Linked DNA regions of Homo sapiens: region 2 is linked to region 1. The links are chromatin loops, found by intact Hi-C in ENCODE. Cell type or tissue: K562. All regions are shown on one strand. Each heading gives the region's core, and the rest is flanking DNA. Links, peaks and the distances in the headings are about the cores only. Region 1 has its middle 28 kb from the start of RPL38. Region 2 has its middle 110 kb from the start of LINC02074.

What was found. A loop is a pair of places that touch in the nucleus more often than their neighbours do. Peaks named below come from ENCODE experiments on the same cell type or tissue, not always from the same donor. Only the 100,000 strongest peaks of a DNase experiment are listed, where the experiment ranks them.
Region 2: a loop joins it to region 1, with 4 times the contacts of the local background. A loop is called at or near these places in 4 of 110 quality-filtered maps.

What each region holds. Positions count from the first base shown.
Region 1 is chr17:74,170,965-74,181,106 of GRCh38, reverse strand. No RefSeq gene overlaps it. Among named protein-coding and RNA genes, the nearest start is that of RPL38, 28 kb to the left of the region's middle. RefSeq lists an enhancer at 564-1,140. In K562, for the core only: a CTCF peak has its summit at 4,223 (motif pointing right); a DNase peak (open chromatin) is centred at 4,226; H3K27me3 peaks cover 1,758 bases.
Region 2 is chr17:73,993,702-74,003,843 of GRCh38, reverse strand. No RefSeq gene overlaps it. Among named protein-coding and RNA genes, the nearest start is that of LINC02074, 110 kb to the left of the region's middle. In K562, for the core only: a CTCF peak has its summit at 5,038 (motif pointing right); a DNase peak (open chromatin) is centred at 5,063; H3K27me3 peaks cover 575 bases.

The DNA.
Region 1 (10,142 bases), core at 1,136-9,135:
AGTTGTTCACGTTTGTTCACGGGAACTCCTCAGGTGCAGTTCTTTGGAAGTGCAGTGTTCTTTGGAAGAAGTTCCTTGCAGACTCCTCTCCCTCCTCCTGCTCTTGGGTGACGATGGGCACTTGCTGCTGGCTGCAGAGGAAGGGCCCACCAAAGGCACTGACAGGGTGATGGTGGGCTTGGTAATTAGAGGTGGCCCAGGGCTGCGGGGACTTTCTGCAGCTTGGCAGCTGCTCACAACACAGTTGGCTTTGAAGAGGCTTCAAAGTGTCTCCCAGGAAGGTCCCCAAATCATCTGAAAAGCAGCCTGGAGTCTGTCAACTCTTGGGAGTGGGAGAAAGGCGAGAGCTTTGCTGGGCTTCGCAGGTGGGAGGCAGGAGTCAGTACGTCAAAGTCTCAGAAGCTGGGGACCTGGGGGGAGATTAGAGGTCCTGAATTAGGCTGTGGAACCACCTGCTGCCTGGAGAAGCTGCCTGGGATGGGCTCTGGATTTCTCTGTGGAGGGGGCTGGGAGGGCTGGAATGGGAGGAGTCAGGAGCTGGGCTCTCCATGTTTTGTGTCCACTCCTGGGCCTGGGGGCTGATGGGAGAGGCCTGATCTCAACACGTCTCTCCCCGCCCCGTGCCTCCGGGCAGCGGCCACCATCCTGCCCCAGCCCAGGTCTCCCGGCAGGGCCAGAGCAGGCAGCCCAGCAGTGAGGCTGCAGTGAGGAGCGGTGAGTGTGTGCACAGATTGCTTGCCAGCAAGGTGGAGGCCTTGCAAACTGTATCAAGGAAAGAAGAATGTTTCAAGGAATGAAATCTCAGCCTGGAAAAGAAGAAACTAGAAAGCTACTGCACTTTCTGACTTCCAAACAATTAAATTAGACAAGGAGCGCGAAGGCTCAGTGAGGGGTTGAACGTCCTCTTGACCCTGTCAAAATCTTAGGCCAAAAAAATGCCCGCTTGATCTCCAGCGCTTTGCCCGTTGCTCAGAAGCATTTAGCTTCCTGACGATTCCAGTGTTCTCAGCAGTGACTATCAAACACTCCAGCTTTTACTAATTAATCAGATTTTTTAACAAAGAAGAAAGAAAGAGGTCATGTATCAATTTTACTGAAGAATTCTTCCTTGTATTCAGAAATTCTTCTAACTATCTGAAGGGGACAGGCTGTTTAGCTTCTCTGGGCCTCAGTTTACTCATAAGTGGTTGATGGTGGTGGTGGTGGGGAGGTCCTAAAATCTCTGGACACTTTAGGGTCTGCCATGTCACACATGTGTGCAGGCTCTAGACAGACAGTTCAGGGAGGAGTGGTCCTGAGCCGAGTCTCTGCAGCAGAGTGGCGGCTGGTGGGCGTGGCTCTGGGAAGTGAGCTGACACCTCCACCAGGTGCTTTCCAGCCCCCTAAAACATCTGCCACCCCAGAAAATGGCACAGTGGACGACTTTTGGTCTTGGCCTCCTGGGTTCTTTTCTAAGAGCTGCCATCACAAATGATCACACATTTGTTGGCCTAAAACAGCAGAAATTGATACTCTCCCAGTTCTTCAGCACAGAAGTCTGAAATCCAGGTGTCGGAAGGGCTGTGCTCCCTCTGAGGCTCTAGGGGAGGGTCCCTTCTTGCCTATCCCAGTTGCTGGCGGGGCTCCTGGTGTCCCTCGGCTTGTGGCCACATCACTCGAGTCTCTGCCTCCATCCTCACGTGGTCTCCTTCCTGTGTCTGTGTGTTTCCTTTTTTGTCTCTTAAAAGGACATGCTCTCTGGATTTAGGACCCACCCTAATCCAGGATAATCTCTTCTTTTTTTTTTTTTTTTGAGACAGAGTCTCTGTTGCTCAGGCTGGAGTGCGGTGGCGCGATCTCGGCTCACTGCCACCTCTGCCTTCCAGGTTCAAGCGATTCTCTTGCTTCAGCCTCCCAAATAGCTGGTATTACAGCCACCACGTGTGCCACCACGCCTGGCTAATTTTTGTATTTTTAGTAGAGATGGGGTTTGGCCATGTTGGCCTGGCTGGTCTTGAACTCCTGGCCTCAGGTATCTGCCCACCTCAGCCTCTCAAAGTGTTGGTATTACAGGCGTCAGCCACCACGGCTGGCCCCCCAAAACACCCTTCAAAGAGATTATCAAGAGGATAATCTCTGCTTGATCCTCACCCTAACTACATCTGCAAAGACCCTATTTCCAAATTAGGTCACATCCTGAGGATCAGATGGAAGTGAATGTTTTGGGGGACACTGTTGAAACACTGCACTTTCTCGGCATGTCTCCTTCCCTCTTCCTGGTAAGATACCCTCCCTCATTTGGAAGATTCTTCTGTCCTACTTCCCATTGCACACAATTCTGATGGGCAGGTAGTAACAGTGTCCTTTCCCCTCCCCTTGACCACAGGGGCAGACATGTGTGCCCTGGGACATTGTACCTGTCTCTCAGGCCTTAAGAATGGACAGGAGGTTGGGCAGTGGGGACTCAGGGATCGGAACTGGTCCAGACAGAGTCATTCCTGAGATTTAGATATTCCTCAAGATATGTCCGGGCACAGTGGCTCACGCCTGTAATCCCAGTACTTTGGGAGGCCAAGGCGGGTGGATCTTCTGAGGTCGGGAGTTCAAGACCAGCCTGGCCAACATAGCAAACCCCCATCTCCACTAAAAAAGCATAAAATTAGCCTGGCGTGGTGGCAGGTGCCTGTAATCCCAGCTACCTGGGTACTTGGGAGGCTGAGGCAGGAGAATCACTTGCACCCAGGAGGTGGAGGATGCAGTGAGCTGAGATTGCACCATTGCACTCTAGCCTGAGCAACAGGATCAAAACGCTGTCTCAAAAAAAAAAAAAAAAGATATGTTCAACAGGAGAGGGAGAGGGAGCCTCTGGGATCCTGTGCTAGGATCGTGCAAGCCTGGAAGAGCCTGTGGCCATCTCCCTTCCTCCTGCTGCATGAAGGCAGCTGGTATGCAGAAGGGCAGGCTAGGACCAGCAACAAACAGAAGCAGAGTCTGGAGATGGGGATATGGGCATGGCAGGGGGCTAAGGAAAACAGAATAAAAGGATGGGAAAACCAGATGTGGTCATCCAGGCCTGCCAGCACCTGACTCCGTTCTCTTTCTTACCCTCAATCCGCACCTGCCAGCACCCAACTCTGCTCTCTCTGCCTGTGCAGCTCCCTTCTCTACTCCAGTGAATCCGAGTTGCTGTTCTGTCCCTTGCCACAGAAACCTGACGGACACAACAGCATACGGAATAACCGGTGGCCCTTGAGGGGGCTGGGAGAGCAGCCATCGGTGACGTTATCAGAAGGGATTCCCGCTTTGGCAGGCGCTGGACTGGATTAATGACTTCAATAAGCACATATTAGGCCCCTTCTGTGTGCTAGCTACAGGGGATGCAGAGATGCAAGCCAATGGTAAAACAGTCTTTAACGTATGCAAAGTAGGTTAACTGGAGGGTAGGAGTGCGGGGTAGACCTAGCTACAGGGGATGCAGAGATGCAAGCCAATGGTAAAACAGTCTTTAACGTATGCAAAGTAGGTTAACTGGAGGGTAGGAGTGCGGGGTAGACTATTTTCAGGTAGCTGTCAGGTGGTAGGGTTGGGGTGAGCCCTTGGTGGCTTGGGAGCAGCTCTCTCTGGTGCACAGCAGGTGTTGGGAAGTATGTGTTGAATAAATGAATTTAGATTATTTTATGGTTCACTTGCTTATGTCTGCCAGTGACTCATGCTGTGTGCCTCTTCTTTCCTCTGCACACATCTCTCCCTGTGCTCATCCATGCACACACACATGCAGGCACACACTGTCAACAGCCTGGTATGATGCTGGGCACCTGGGAGTGCTGACTAAGTGTCTGGGGGGGGGGGTCACATGATGGAGTGGCTGGCAGATTGGCAGCCACCGTGGTAGGAAGCTGTCCTATTTGTCTGGAATTTGGGCTTGTGCTCAGCTCCTAATGACTCACTTTGTGGATTGGCCATGGGGTGTTTCATCCACAGGTTCTCTCCCCTCCTCATCACCAGGGAGGTGTCTGGGTGGTCTTCAGCAAGGATGGGCAACATGGCCATTTCAACACTGGTTCTTGACTCCCATGTTGTTTGGGGGTCTTGGGGGTTCTTCAGAGGGAGAGGGAGGGATGCTGCAGAGGGCAGTATGGAATACGGGGCTCCTTGTTTCTAGATAGGGCTGTCAGAGGCTTCTCCATCTATGGGCCCTGTTCTTGGAAGCCGGGTCTGCGCTGCAGGTCCCTCACACAACCACTAGATGCCAGTGTTTCTTAATGGATGGAAGGGGGAGCCTGGGAAGGGCTGGCGGAGAGGGAAGGTCTAGATGGTCCTAGGGGGATAACAGGGCCTGGGCTGTGCCCATCTTATAGATGGGAATAGTGAGTCCTGGGAACTTAGCTAAGGCACAGGTAAGCTTCTCTAGACACTATGCAGTGAATCTGACGAAAGCGCCAGGGTTCCGGCTTCCACTTCCTTGTTCAGTGTCTTTATTCGGGATGTCTCACCTGTGCTGTCCAAGAAGGGCGTTGCAAACAGGTAAGTGGGGAGGGGCCGGAGGGGATGAGGGTGGTTCTGGGGAATCCAGCTTGGGAGGAGTGGAGCCTGACAATGAGAGAGGGGGTGAGAGAGAGGACTTGGGGGACCAGCAGCTGGAAAAGCACTGTTCATCCCATTCCGGCATTCATCCTTCCTTCCTGCCTCTCATCCTCCTTTCTGTTTTAGTTTGGTATCTCAGAAGGCAGAGAGAGAGACACACACACAGAAAGAGAGGAGGAGAATCAACCAGGTGAGGAGGCTCCACTTTTTTTTTTTTTTTTTTAGACAGAGTATCGCTTATTGCCCAGGCTGGAGTGCCATGACACGATCTTGGCTCACTGCAACCTCTGCCTCCAGGTTCAAGTGATTCTCCTGCTTCAGCCTCCCGAGTAGCTGGGATTACAGGTGCCCGCCACCATATCCAGCTAATTTTTTTTTTTTTGTATTTTTAGTAGAGACAGGGTTTCACCATGTTGGCCAGGCTGGTCTCAAACTCCTGACCTCAGGTGATCCACCAACCTCAGCCTCCCAAAGTGCTGGGATTACAGGCATGAGCCACAGTGCCCGGCCTGAGGCTCCACTATTCAAGGGAGAATCCATCTCGTGCTGAAATGAAGTGCAGGTGTGGGACTTCTGTGCTGTTCCCCATCCTTGCCCCCTGCTCCCTGGCCCTTATTCCTGGCACAGGGCCAGGTGTGCAGGAGGCCCTCCGTAAGTGTGTCTGGGTGGAGGTGGGGGCAGAGCGTGGCCAAGGACGGGAGATGGAGCTCCCTCAGTACAGTTCCTTCTGGCTTCCCATGGGGCAGACCTGGGGATTCCAAAACATGGGGCGAAGATTGACTGTTGAGCCCCCAATACAGTCCCAGCAATGTCAACACCACTCAGGGAAGTCACAGTTAAACATCGGGGGCCACGGCCTCTGCTCAGCCCCATTGGAGGGGAGGAGTGGGGGTCGGGATGGAGGGCAGATCAAGAGAGAGGCTAATGTGGTTTAAGCAGAGATAAGAAAGGCTGTGTGCTGCCTGCAATGCTTCCCGGTGAGCCTAGGATTCTATCATTAGAGACTGATTTATTTAGGTCAAGCCGTGACTCCCCCTAGGAGTTTTACATAGTTTCTTGCATGTAATAGACCATTCAGTAAATATTTGTCAACGGAGTCTCCTTAAAATGAAAATACCCCGAGGAGCGATAAACCATTTTCATTTGCTAACACTTCACCGTGAATTAGTTTATCACACTAACTAGTGTCCTAACAAGGTTTCTGAGGGGGAAACTCAGTACAGATGTGTTCTGAGGAGGCGCCTGCCTGGGAAGACGGGGGAGATGTGGAGTTTGGGCAAGTGCTGGAGATGATGTGACTTGGCCGAGAGCAAGGGCCAGCGTGCTCAAGGTGGGCACAAGGATGTTGGGTGTCTGCTGCCGGCCATACAGTCATGCCTCTTCCCTGTTGAAACTCTCTAAGATCTTCACAGTCCCTGGGAAAATGTCCCAACTCCTCTCTAAGGTTGCAGAGGTCCTTTCTGATCCAATCACCTCTCTCCTCCCCAGCCTCCCGTCTTGACACTGGCAATGCTCCAGCCGGACTCTTCCTTGAACTTAATGAGGCCTTATTACCTCCTTCCCTTTGTACTTGCTATTTATTCCCTATGCCTGGCTTACTATCTCACACTCTTTGCCTGGTTAATTTCAATGAGTTTTTCAAATTTTGTTTAGATGTCACTTCCTCCAGGAAGTCTTCCATGACCAACCCAGTGTAGAGGAGGCTCTTCTTCTTCTTCTTCTTCTTTTTTTTTTTTTTCTGAGACAGAGTCTCGCTCTATCGCTCAGGCTGGAGTGCAGTGGCGTGATCTCGGCTCACTGCAAGCTCCGCCTCCTGTGTTCACGCCATTCTTCTGCTTCAGCCTCCCGAGTAGCTGGGACTACAGGTGCCCGCCACCACGCCCAGATGATTTTTTTTGGTATTTTTTTAGTAGAGATGGGGTTTCACTGTGTTAGCCAGGATGGTCTCGATCTCCTGACCTCATGATCTGCCCGCCTTGGCCTCCCAAAGTGCTGGGATTACAGGTATGAGCCACCACGCCTGGCCGAGGAGTTTCTTCTTCTAAATGGTCTGGCAGTACTCTGTAACTGCACTCTCCTTGCAATTACATTGCAGAATTGGAAAAAAGTAACAAAAAGTAGTATACATGCAGAATTTAAACAAATTCCAATTGTATAGGAGGCTTATAATAAAAAATTACAGTTGCCTGCTTGTATTAGTCAGAGTTCAGTCAGGAAAATAGAAACCACACCAGTTATCTTAACAGAGAATTTAATATAGAGAATTGGCTAAACAGGTATTGGAGGACTGAAAAAGCCCAAAGAGAACATTGAAGTAGCATGGTTAGAGGAACTAGAGAAAGAAGCCATCATCCCTAGGATGGGCAGAACAAAAGGGAGATGTCGTGGTTATCTGACTCTACAAGCTTGAAGAAGAGGCCCCATGGAGCTGGGTTTAGACCTCAGACGCTGCAGCCTGGCTGACTGGTGCTGCTATCTCTGAAGGAGCATGATGAGATTGTGCAGTAAAAACTGGCTACTGGAATGCACTGCTGCTGCTCGGGGGGAGATCTGTTGCTGGAGAGACAGGGACAAGAAGAATAAGCCAGCAGAAAGAGCATATGCCTCTTTTCTCTCCTCCAGCCTTTGGTTTCTCTCTAGTCCTCCTACAGGCAGAACCCAACAAGGAGCCAGTTGACGAAGGAGAGATGTTATGTGCAGAGCCCCAATCTTAGCACCAAAACGTAGAGTTTAGAAGAGTGAGCTCGGGCTGGGCGTGGTGACTCATGCCCGTAATCCCAACATTTTGGGAGGCTGAGGCAGGCAGATCACCTGAGGTCATGAGTTTGAAACTAGCCTGGCCAACATGGCAAAACCCCACCTCTACTAAAAATACAAAAATTAGCCAGGTGTGGTGGCAGGCACCTGTGGTTCCAGGCACTCTGGAGGCTGAGGCAGGAGAATCACTTGAACCTGGGAAGCAGAGGTTGCAGTGTCTGAGACTGCGCCACTGCACTCCAGCCTGGGTGACAGAGCAAGACTCCATCTCAAAACAAAACAAAAAAAAAATAAAAATAAAAATAAAAATAAATGAATGAATAAATAAATAAATAGAAGGGTGAGCTCGGAGTTGAGAGATGATAGCTTGACAGCTGACACAGTCCTCCACCCCTTTGGCTACTCAGCATCCATCTACATGTACTGAACACCATCTAATGATAACAACAAACGTACACCTTTACCTTATAACATGCAATTATCTTTTGTACAAAGACACTCACAGTGTTCTCAAAGAGAGGAGACATAAAATCCCAAGAGCTCTTATATCCTCCTCTGAGTGACAGTCATGGTACTCGTTTCTAGATGATGTTGATCACCCCTCAAAACTAGTCATGGTCCCATCTGAATATTTTGTAACTTAAAGATGAAATTGTGAAGTTAACCACTGCTAATAATCTTTACATAAAATAAAAACGGCAAAGGAGAGAGAAGAGACATTAGTTAATATGTGCCAGTGCAAACATGTATACATATCAACAGGCAAGGAAGAAAATATTCCTGCTTTCTATGTTCTTGTTTTTATGAGGTCGTGTTGATATTAACTTCCTTCTCTCATTGCCTGTTCCATATCCATTAGTCTTCCCTTAGACAAGGAAGTACTACACGGGTCACCAGAGAACTTCCTGGGTTCCTTGTCTCCTTTATATAGTAGCTAACTAGTTTCTCTTTGCTAACTAGGAAAGTGATTCTCTTCTCTGCCTGTTTATTCAGCAGCATAAAGAGCCTATAAAATGTCCAGGTGTTAGCCTTGATGTCCAGTTCAGTGGAACAATCACTGGGTCTCTGGTGGAAACATTCCTCCTTTGGTTCCTAAAACCTCCAAACCAGCAGAGTTCAAAGTTAAAGAGGGGATAGGAAACAAACATTCTGTGAGAGTTGTTAGGTATGATAGTGAGAGGTGGCTGAGTGTGGTGGCTTAGGCCTGTAATCCCAGCACTTTGAGAGGCCGAGACGGGAGGATTGCTTGAGGCCAGGAGTTTGAGACCAGCCTGGGCAACATAGTGAGATTCCTTCTCTACAGAAAGTATTTTTTAAAAATAGTAAGAGGAGTCACTTCCACTTCCACTCCTTGTTTCCCTGGCCTGTGTATTCTGGTCTGGGAAAAACATGGCTGTAGATTGGACATCAATTCACAGCATATGCTGCATCCTGTAAAACAGACCAATCTTTTGGAATGTTATTGTCCAGTTGGCAGACTGAGTTTTCAGTAGGTCATTTGCTTGTTCTGTCAGACCAGCTGCTTTTGTGTGATGGGGTATGTGGGAAGACCATTGATTTCCAGGGGCATGAGCCATTGCTTTACTTTTTTATTTTTATTTTTTTGAGATAGGGCCCTTGCTCTGTTGCCCAGGCTGGGATGCAGTGGCACGATCATGGCTCACGGCAACCTTGACCTCTCTGGGCTCAAGCAACCCTCCTACTTCAGCCTCCCAAGTAGCTGGGACTACAGGTGCATGCCACCAAACCTGGCTAATTTTTGTTTGTATTTTTTTTTTGTAGAGGTGGGGTCTCACTATGTTGCCCAGGCTGGTCTCAAACTCCTGGGCTCAAGAGATCTTCCCGCCTTGGTCTCCCAAAGTGCTGGGATTGCAGGCATGAGCCTCCTCACCCAGCCCCACTTTACTTCTACAAAGTGAGTTTCTTGATCAGAAACATTGTCATGTGGGTGTATTAGTCCGTTTTCACATTGCTGATAAAGACATACCTGAGACTTGGAAGAAAAAAAGGCTTAATGGACTTACAGTTCTGTGTGGCTGGGGATGCCTCACAATCATGGTGGAAGGTGAAAGGCATGTCTCACATGGCGGCAGACAAGAGAAGAGAGCTTGTGTGGGGAAACTCCCCTTTTTACAACCATCAGATCTCGTGAGACTTATTCACTATCACGAGAACAGCATGGGAAAGACCGCCCCCATGATCCAATTACCTCCCACCAGGTCTCTCCCACAACACATGGGAATTCAAGATGAGATTCGGGTGGGGACACAGCCAAACCACATCTGTGGAATATCATGATGGTGGATAACCTTATCCTCACAGGATAAGGCACCCTATGAGGTCATGGATAGTAGTACTAGCAGAAACTTTGTCAGCAGGGAAGGTACATCTATATCCTGAATACATATTATTCTAGGGAGGGCAAATTGCTGCCCCTTTCCATATAATCAACCTGTTACCACATGTCTGGCTAATCCCCCTGCAGAATGGTACTAGAGACCAGCTCAGTGTTGGTCTCTGCTGTTGTCAGTTTGGGCATGCAGCAGAGGTGGTAGCCAGGTGGATTTTGTGAGTGGAGTTCTTATCACTAAGCCCACACATAGACTCTGCTATTGCCACTGTGACTGTTTTGTATACTCTCCTATTGCACAACCATCAGGGGCCTGGGGAAAAATGTAAATGGATATCCACAAAATGTGTCATCTTGTTGAAAACCTCCTCTACAGTGGCTAGACTTTGGTGAATATTCAGACGGCACACAAACATATTTGTCCTCTGTGCCTACTCCAAGAAGTCCATCCACATTCCTCCTTCCCAGAGCT
Region 2 (10,142 bases), core at 1,002-9,001, 180 kb after region 1:
TAGTTCTTGTATTAGATATTGTATTAGTATTGATAAAAGACTAAGCTGCTATAATACAATTGTTTAAGCAATAACGCAGTGGTTTAAATAACAAAGTGCCTTTCTCTCTTACCCAATACTTGAGGGGTGAGTGGTTTGGATTGCTGGGGCCTCTCTGCTCTTCATGGACATGGGAGAACAGTTTGCTCTGCTCTGTTGTTCTGCCTTCCCCTAGGTACTGTTGTCCTGCCTTCCCCTAGGTACTGTTGTCATAGACATGGCTCAAGCTGGGTTGAAGTAGGTTCAATCCAGTAGGAAGGAAAAAGAAAGCTTGGAGAAGGCTCTTGCTGAGGCGTTACTTCTCAGTGAGAGCTATCTTGGACATCGTGAGAGCCAGGTTTCTGTAGTGCTAGCACTGTGTAACAAACAGTCCCAGGAACCCTACATTATAGGTTGTGGTAGACAGAACCCTAAAAATGTTTCCAACATTCCCATCCTTTTTGTCAAACACTAATGTCTGAGCAAGGTTAACATAACCCCCACATGTCATGGGAGGGACCTGGCAGTGGGTAATTGAATCATGGGGATGGGTTTTTCCCATGCTGTTCTCGTGATAGTGAGTAAGTCTCATGAGATCTGATGGTTTTATAAAGGACAGTTCCCCTGCACATGCCCTCTTGCCCGCCACCATGTAAGACAAACCTTTGCTCCTCCTTCGCCTTCTGCCATGATTGTGAGGCCTCCCCAGCCATGTGGAACTGTGAGCCCATTAAACCTCTTTCCTTTATAAATTACTCAGTCTCAGTTATGTTCTTATAGCAGCGTGAGAATGGACAATACACTCGGGCTATCTAGGTGGACCCTGTGTAATCAAACAAGCCCTTGATAGCAGATGGAAAAGCAGAAGAAAGGAGAGATTCCAAGTATGAGAAGGCTTCAATGTGCCATTGCTGCCTCTGAGATGTCAGAACCAGAGAGAGAGGCCTCTGGATGCTGAGAGCAGCTCCCAGCCATCAGCAAGTAAAAAAATGAGAATCTTAGTTCTGCATCCACAAAGAACTGAATTTAGCCAATGATCTGAATGAGCTTGAAAGAAAATTCTTCCCACAGCCTCCCAGTAAAAGCCCAACCAGCAGACACCTTGATTTTGTCCTTCTGAAGCCTGGAGCCAAACTGGACTTCTGACTCACAGAGCTGTTGGGATCATAGATTTGTGTTGTTTTAAGTGGCTAGGTTTGTGGTAATTTGTTATGGTATCAATAGAAAACCAGTACAGAAGTCTTAAGTCATATTTTATTTCATGTTAGTGGTTGACAGATTGGCTGCGATTGGGCTGAGCAGGCTGGGTGGGGCTGAGCCAGGCTGACTGCAGGCTTCATGCACCTGGGCATGCTCTTCACATAGCAATGACAGAGGCACAGGAGGCCAAACTAAGGCTCACAAGCACACATGAAGCCTCTGATGCATCAGAGCAGTTGACATCCCGTTGGCCCAAGCAAATCACACGGCGAAGCCCAGCATCATGGGGCGGAAAAGGTATTACAACTCCTCTGGGTGGGAGGGGCACTGCTAAGTCACCCACCAAGAGCCAGGATATTAGATTCTGTTACCAGGAGGGTGTGGAAAACTGGGGACAACAATCCACTCTATCCACACTCCCTCCTGAAAATTCAAGCCAGGTTTGGTTCCTCATTCCTGAGCCTGTGATCCCAGCTACCCAGGAGGCTGAGGTGGGAGGGTTGCTTGAGCCTAGTGAGCTGCAGTGAGCTGTGATCATGCCACTGCACTCCAGCCTGGGCAACAGAGAAAGATTCCATTTCTTAAAAATAACAAAAAAAAAAAAGAAAAAGAATATTCAGTGTGCTTCCTCATTCTGCTCTATTTTATCCTAGCACTCTGCCTTCCAACATACAATTCACCTACTTCTTGTGTGTGTGTGTGTGTGTGTGTGTGTGTGTCTCCACACTAGAACACAGTAAGCCCCATGAAGGTGGGAAGTATTGTCTGTTTTGTTTTCTTATATATCCTAATCACTTAGATCAGGCTTGGAACATAAACTGAAGTCAATACATGTTTGTTGAATGAATGAATGATCTCAGTTGTGGCACCACCACCAAAGTCCTCATCATGGTCTGTGGTTCATTTTGTGTAGAAAAAGCAGCTCCTACCCCCTATACCCTAGTGAGGTGGACAGAAGCCTCATCACACTGCAGAAACAAACTTAATTCCCAGCCCTGGTTTGGAACTTCTGATGGTCTCAAGGGGTTGTAGGAAATTCTAAAAACAACTCTCCAAAAAATCCATTGTGATAGCAACCTTTTCCTCCCTCTGGCTGGTTATTGGAGGGGCCCATGTCTATAAATTCAAACAATAGGGCATGCCAAGTCCCCAAAGTCTTCACTCCTGGAGCTAAAATAATAATCAAGACTTGTTTTTGGCAGGATTTTCTGGATACCACTTAGCTTCTCTTGGGCATGAAAGGATGGGCAGTCCCTGCCAAATGTAACCACCATACCGAAAAGTTGGCCAAGGTTGTTAGCGCCTTTCTTTCCGAGTCAGCTAATTGGTGGATTTAACTGGTGTTGCGTGCCAGGCGTGGGCTTCTGTTAACCCTTTCAGTCCTCAGAAGCATAGATGTTGTTACTCCTTGTATAGATGGGAAATGGACTCACTTTTCCAAAGCTGAGCAGACAGAAGTGATGGTGCAGGGCTTCAAGGTCAAGCCTGTGACTCCAAGGCCAGTGCTCTTTCTACCACTTCGTTTATCTGGAAGATTCTAGAATTTCTAAAACTGGACTTGCCCAGGGGGTGACCAGAACAGTTCTGGGCCCTGGGGGCTGGCTGGTGGTGATGTGTACACATCTGTGTGATCTTCCATAACCCATGACCTGGCTTTTTGTGTACCCTTAACCTTGTGTGCTCTGAACTTTCCAGGACTCCCAGGCTCTGAATATAAAGGCAGTGCTAAGGCCCTGAAGGTGGTGGTGGGGGGGTGTGTACAAGAGCACAGGTGAGGGACAGAGGCTGGCTTGATAACACGGCCTTGACTGGGAACCACTGCCCTATGGACCTGGACCCATCATCATCATCACCACCTGTGATATTAGAATATCATCTATGCTATGTTGGTTTTTGTCCATGGTTCCTGGCTCATGACTCCCATGGTCCTTATTATACTGTTGGGGGGCTTTAGGCCTCAAAAGCAGGCCTCGAAAAACAGAATCTCTCTCTCTGAACTTCTCCTGCCCTCCTTTTACCTGGCCAAGGCAGGACTCCAGTCTTCCCCAGCTTTCTGTCTTGGGGCCAGCCATAAAGAAATTCTCTGACCTTCCTTGTCTGATTATAAGTCAATAGGGGCCCCCATTTCAGAAGAGGTCCTGCCCTATACCCTGGAGGAAGGAAGGCTGCACAGAGAGGCCAAGAAGAATCTGAACAGACAGGCCTGGCTGGGTTTTCCCCCTCAGTCTGTTAGTATTAAGATCAAACCCTTTTTGTTTAGTCACATATGGTTGTCTATATGGTTGTCAATCATGCCTATCCAATGAAGTCTCCATAGAGGGCCAAAGAGGACAGAGTTTGGGGAGCTTCTGGATAGCTGAGCATATGGAGGTTTCAGGAGGAAGGTATGGAAACTCCACACTCCTTCCCCCATACCTTCACCTGTGCATCTCTTCATCTCTATCCTTCATCTGTCCTTTAGAATATAGCGGTGAATGTGGTGTTTCCCTGAGTTCTGTGAGCTGCTCTAGCAGATTAATCGAACCCTAGAAGAGGATTGTGGGAAGCCAAGTTTACAGCCAGCAGGTCAGAAGCCCAGGTGAAACAAACTGGGGCTTGTGATGGGCACTGGAAATGTGGGGGTCACTCTTGTGGGACCGAGCCCCCAACCTGTGATCTGATGCTATTTCCAGGTAGATGGTGTTGGGATTGAATTGGGGTGGGAGGATACCTAGCTGATGTTCCCTGCGGAATTGATGACTTGCTTGGCATGTGGGGAAAAAGCCCACATGTCTGGGCACAGAAATCTTCTGTGTTGATTGTGATAGGAGGAGAGAGGAAAAGCAGCTTAAGTTTTTTCCACACAGACCATCATGACACGATTACTAATAATATTTATTGAGCATTTGCTGCACACCAGGCATCCACAGAAAAACCCCTAGTGTAGAGAGTAGAATGATGCTCGTTTTGCAGAAAAGGAAACTGAGGCATAGTTCAGGATCCTGACTAAGAATAGCCATTCAGTCAGTGTCGGAGCTGGGGTAGGGCTCAGCTGGCAGATTCCAGGGCCCTGAATCGTAATCTCTATGCTACATAATATCTGGAGAAAACAGATATTATGCTTTCATTGAAAATGCTACATTTATTGAGTGCTCCAGACTCACTCACTCAGAGAAGGGAACAGGAGGGCAGGGTGCCAGGTGACCTAGGATCAGAGAGGCCCTGATCTCCCCGGGATGGGGGGTGGGGGGAGTGATACCAGCAGTTGTATTAAAATGCAAATTTCTGCCTTGCTTGCTGGTTTATCATCTGACTCGTTATACAATTTGCCAGTTATAGAAGAAAAATTATCATAATATGGCCCTAGGGAATGGTTGTAAAAAGGAGACCAAACGTTACTTATCGGCCGTTCCACTACAATTATCTTCCGCGTTTGTTCTTTTTCTCTCCAGAAAAATGAAACCATCAATGCCAGCGACAGGGTGCTGACCAGGCGGAGGCAGCACGGGGGAGCACAGAGGCTGGGTGTTTACTTAGCTTCCTCCCTCTGTACTCTCTCCACCCGGCCCCTCAGCCCACCGCTCTTCTCTTCCTGGGGCAGTTCCCTCTGCTGAGCGGGCTGGATGGAGATTTTCCAAGCAGGAAGAGGAGTAGAGCCTCGGTAGATTAAGTTCAGCTGTCTCCTTCATTGTACTGGCTCAGGGCTGGCCGGGATCCTCTCTGCTAGGGGCTTGAGGTGGAGGCAGGACGGCTCAGGAGGACCCACTGAGGATCATTCTGCAGTCTCTGCAGGTGCTGGTCAGGTTCTCAGCGCTCAGGCTGCAGGTAGCTGGGCTTCCACAAGGGGGCAGGTGCTCTGCGGGGTGCACCCCTGGATCACCCGTGCCCTGGCAATAATTCATGCTCCTGAGATACCTTTCCAATCGGTATCTTCCAGCCTTCCCCTGCTCCCAGGCTCCGTGTGGGCAGGAGCTGAGTCTTCTTCAACTTGATTCTCTCTGCATCTAGTCCAGTGCTTGGAACAACATAAGCAGGAAATAAATATTGGATGAATGAATGAAAGTGTCTGTCTGCAGGCACGTGTCTGTGTATTTTCAGGTTATTCTAAAGTTGTCCTCCCCATGGGCTGCCTTCTTTTAGCTCCAGCCAAATCTTCTCCAAGCCCTGCAGCCTCCGGTGATTTATCAGGCTTCTCTACCCAGCATATTAAAACAGTCAGGGGAGCAGATAATGATGCTCTCCAGGCTGCCCTTGCATACCGTTGAGATATTTATGGTTTTTACAAACCTTGGGCTTCCCTATCATTCTTGTGCACTCCACTATGGACTGAGAACTTCCTCTGTCTTCATTCCTGGGGTACCTGCTCCTCGATTATTTATGCCACAATATGAAGGGCAAACTTTCTGTGCTTCCTCAAGTTAAATTTACAAAGGACAAATTCTAAGCAGTGCACCAGGCACTCTGTGACTATGTCTAGCAGTGAGGCCTCCAACATCCAGTGTCCTGGACTCTCTGCAAAGAGAGTCGAGGCATGGATTATTTGTTTTCTCACTTCTTTTTTTTTTGTTTTGTTTTGTTTTTTGAGACAGAGTCTTACTCTATCACCCAGGCTGGAGTTCAGTGGCATGATCTCAGCTCACTGCAACTTTCGCCTCCCAGGTTCAAGTGATTCCTCTGCCTCAGTCTCCTGAGTAGCTGGGATTACAGGTGACCATCACCACACCTGGCTAATTTTTGTATTTTTAGTAGAGATGGGGTTTTGCCATGTTGACCAGGCTTGTCTCGAACTCCTGAGCTCAGGTGATCCACCCGCCTCAGCCTCCCAAAGTGCTGGGATTACAGGCGTGAGCCACCATGCCTGGCTGCTTTCATGCAACTTCTTAGCTCAAGCTGGAGGAGCCAAATGCTGGAATCTGGGGGTTAGATGGCTTAGAACACACATTTCTAGTTTGATTTCTGGCTGTCCACCCCCATTAGAAGCTAAAAATGTGAGTATTCACATTCTCGGGTGGCAGGCGATCTAGAAGCCTCGTAGAGAAAGCAGTGCCTTGTTTGTACCTCTAAGCCTTTTGTCTGAGGGAACAGGCATCTCCCCATGGCCAGAAGGTTTTTCCAAGAGGAAGATGAGAATGTGGAGTAAGTGGATGCATGCCATCCAGTGACCATCTCACAGGTGCTTGGAGCCAGGGTCAGCAAACACAGCCCACCAGCCAAAGCCAGCTCGCCATCTTGTTTTTATAGCCTGCGTGATAAGAATAATTTTTTTTTTTACTTTTTCAAATGGTTGAAAAGCCATCAAAAGAGTATTATTCTATGACATGTGAAAATGATATCAAATTCATATTTCAGTGTCCATAAATAAAGTTTTATTGGAACACAGCCACGCTCATTCATGTACATATTGTTGAGGGCTGCTTTGGCATTACCACAGCACAGCTGAGAAGCTGTGACAAAGATGGTGGGCCTGCAGAGCCTGTACAATTTACCATCTGGTCCTTTACAGAAAACATTTGCTGACCCCTGCTTTGGAGACAAAATCACCCCTCTGCCCTCACCCCATCTCCTGGTGTGTCACCTGAACAAGCTGAACATCATGGGAAATTTTCTTGCCTCTTAGGTAGATTTTCTCCTACCTAAACTTATGCTTTTCAAAATGAAGAGAAAGAGAGATATTGAAGGATGAAGCTGGGAAGTAGTAATTCTTGGAATATCATATTTCTTGTGACCTGGCTCAAGTCATCTTAATTTCTCTCTGGGCCTCATCCTTCTCCCCCTGAAAAATAGGGCTGCTGGGAGTGAGGGGCGAGCCAGACGCACGGCCTTGTCAGTGTTCATCTTGGAGCCAGACGTCTGAGGACTGGCCTTACTTAAAGTGCTTCATCTGTGCCTGCCTTGGGTGTCCTTGTCCTAGTCAGACATGTCCCGATTTTTGTTTTTGAAGATATATATCATAACAACATGCATATGTTTTTAAATATCCCATTGAAAGACATTTATGGCCAGGCGTGATGGCTCACGCCTATAATCCCAGCACTTTGGGAGGCTGAGGTGGGTGGATCATGAGGTCAGGAGTTCAAGACCAGCCTGGCCAACATGGTGAAACCTCACCTCTCCTAAAAATACAAAAATTAGCCAGGTGTGGTGGTGGGTGCCTGTAATCACAGCTACTTGGGAGGCTGAGGCGGGTGGATCACGAGGTCAGGGGTTCAAAACCAGCCTGGCCAACATGGTGAAACCTCGTCTCTACTAAAAATACCAAAAAATTAGCCGAGCATGGTGGTGGGTGTCTGTAGTCCCAGCTACTTGGGAGGCTGAGGCAGGAGAATTGCTTGAACCCGAGAGGCGGAGGTTGCAGTGAGTCGAGATCGCGCCGCTACACTCCAGCCTGGGCGACAGAGCAAGACTCTGTCTAAACAACAACAACAACAACAAAACAACAACAACAACATTTATTTAGCACCTACCATGGGCGAACGTTGCACTGTACACTAAGGCGATGCGGGGAAATCAGTGATACAAAGGCCCTGTGCTCAGAGAGCTTTAACACGCGCGATGCTATTATGTGCACACTCGTCACAGGACAAAGACTCAGATGGCTGAACACCCATTGCAGTGTGCCCACCACTTTGCGTTCACAATTCTCACATCCACCCCCTGCAGGAAGACAAAATTAGCTCCCTTTACAGAAGAGGGAACCAAGGCTCAGTACCCAAGCTTCCCTCATCTAGTGGGTGGTCTCCAGATCTGTTGGGTCCAAAGCCCAAGTCTGTCCCACTGCTGATAAGAGTGCACAGCTTCTGCCTCCGAAAAAGAAAGATGGCGCTGCTGTTGCTCCCTAGACTCAGCTCCGCGGAAGGGGAAAAGGAAGGGTGAGCTGGTTTATTCTGGGGAAATCTCCCCATTCATTCTTAGGGTCCACTCAAGAAAGAAATTTTCTATACTCTCTGGTCCCCAGGGAGCTCTGCTTCACTTCCAGATGAGCAGCTGAGACCAAAGAAACACCAGGAAATGTACTTATTTCATTCCACCTTGAATTACTCCCCGGCACGTCTGGCTTATAAAATCCTTGGCTGCAGGGATAGTCTCTCAGTCACCCTTAGATCTCCCAAACACGCCAGGTGCGGTGGCTCATCCCAGCACTTTGGGAGGCTGAGGCGGGCGGATCACCTGAGGTCAGGAGTTTGAGACCAGCCTGGCCAACATGACGAAACCCCGTCTCTACTAAAAATATAAAAATTAGCCAGGCGTGGTGGCGCATACCTATAATCCCAGCTACTAGGGAGGCTGAGGCAGGAGAATCACTTGAACCCAGGAGGCAGAGGTTGTAGTGAGCTGAGATCGTGCCACTGTACTCCAGTCTGGGCTACAGAGCGAGACTCCATCTAAAAAAAGAAAAAAATCCTAAACAAATATTAAATACTTACTGTATGCCAGGCCTTATGCTAGCTGTGGGACACAGTGCTTTGTATATGGTAAGTGTTCACAGAATGCTTATTATGTAAATGAGTCTCTGCTGATTAAGTTCACATGAATGCCAGACTTTTTCTAGGAGCTTCCAGGAGATACTGGAGTCCTTGAAAAAAGAGGGAGGACACGGATATTCAGGGAATCTGTATTTCTCTCTTCACCTATTCCATCCTGCATCTCTGCTCTGAAAGGGATGTTCTCTCCATCGCTGGGTGGGGCCAGCAAGTTCATTCTCGGAGTTGCTGCTGCTTCCAAAGGCCATTTCTGAAAAGCCACAAAGGAGGTGAGGTTTCTCCTCCAGTCTCTTTCTCTTGATTTTTTAGCCTGTCCTGGAATCTCACTTTCACTGTAACCTCATTACCATTTTCAGTCCTCATGGACTCTTATTTTTTTTTATTTTTATTATTATTTTTTTTGAGATGGAGTCTCGCTCTGTCGCCCAGGCTGGAGTGCAGTGGCACAATCTCAGCTCACTGCAAGCTCCGCCTCCTGGGGTCATGCCATTCTCCTGCCTCAGCCTCCTGAGTAGCTGGGACTACAGGTGACTGCTGCTATGCCCAGCTAATTTGCTGTATTTTTAGTAGAGACGGGGTTTCACCGTGTTAGCCAGGATGGTCTCGATCTCCTGACCTCATGATACACCCACCTCGGCCTCCCAAAATTCTGGGATTACAGGCGTGAGCCACCGCACCCGGCCTATGGACTATTTTTAAGAGTCAAAAATCAAATGATCCCAAATAACAAAGACTTCAAGTATTACTAGGAGAGGATCCACCATTTCCCTTCATGCTCTGGCAATAGAGGAGGCATGGTGTGTCCAGAGAGAAGTCAGGCTTCCTTCCCCTCCAGCCTCTGAGAGCCTCCTTCCATGCTGGGTCTATTGGTAAAGTCTTCAGGCTGGCTGTCCCTCCTGAACCCTCTAGGTCATGCATGGACACTTGGTTGCTGAACATTTTGTCAAAACAGTACTCAGTGTCAGGGGAACCCAAAGGAAAGAAAAATGGCTGCCGGAGCCAGGTGACCCAGCTTGCAGCCGACGGTTTGCTCTCTGAAGCTCTTGGGCCCTCTTCCATCTTCCTCCCAGCATGATCCAGGTAGTGACATCACCTTGGCATCTGCCATCAGGAGTCCAAACCTGCCATCAGGAGTCCAAACCAGGGAAGGTCCAAGAGGTGAAGGCCAGAGGCTCATCTCTGTATTCCAACGTCCAGTCTGAGGTCACACTGCCACCTTGGACAATTGACAATGGGTGGCCGTGGTACTCCATGCAGAGAGGTGGGCTTCATACCTGTGGATCCACCAGGACAGCATCTCAGAACACCCTCAAGTCAACCCAACATCCATCCAAGAGATGGCCACAAATGCTAAGTGGCCATTTTGTAACTATGACTTGTCTCAAGAGTCTGGGGTGGTGGACAGAGCTCCAAAGAGAAAACACCTCCTTAACTTTCAAAGACGGTACCCTGCCACCTCTGTCC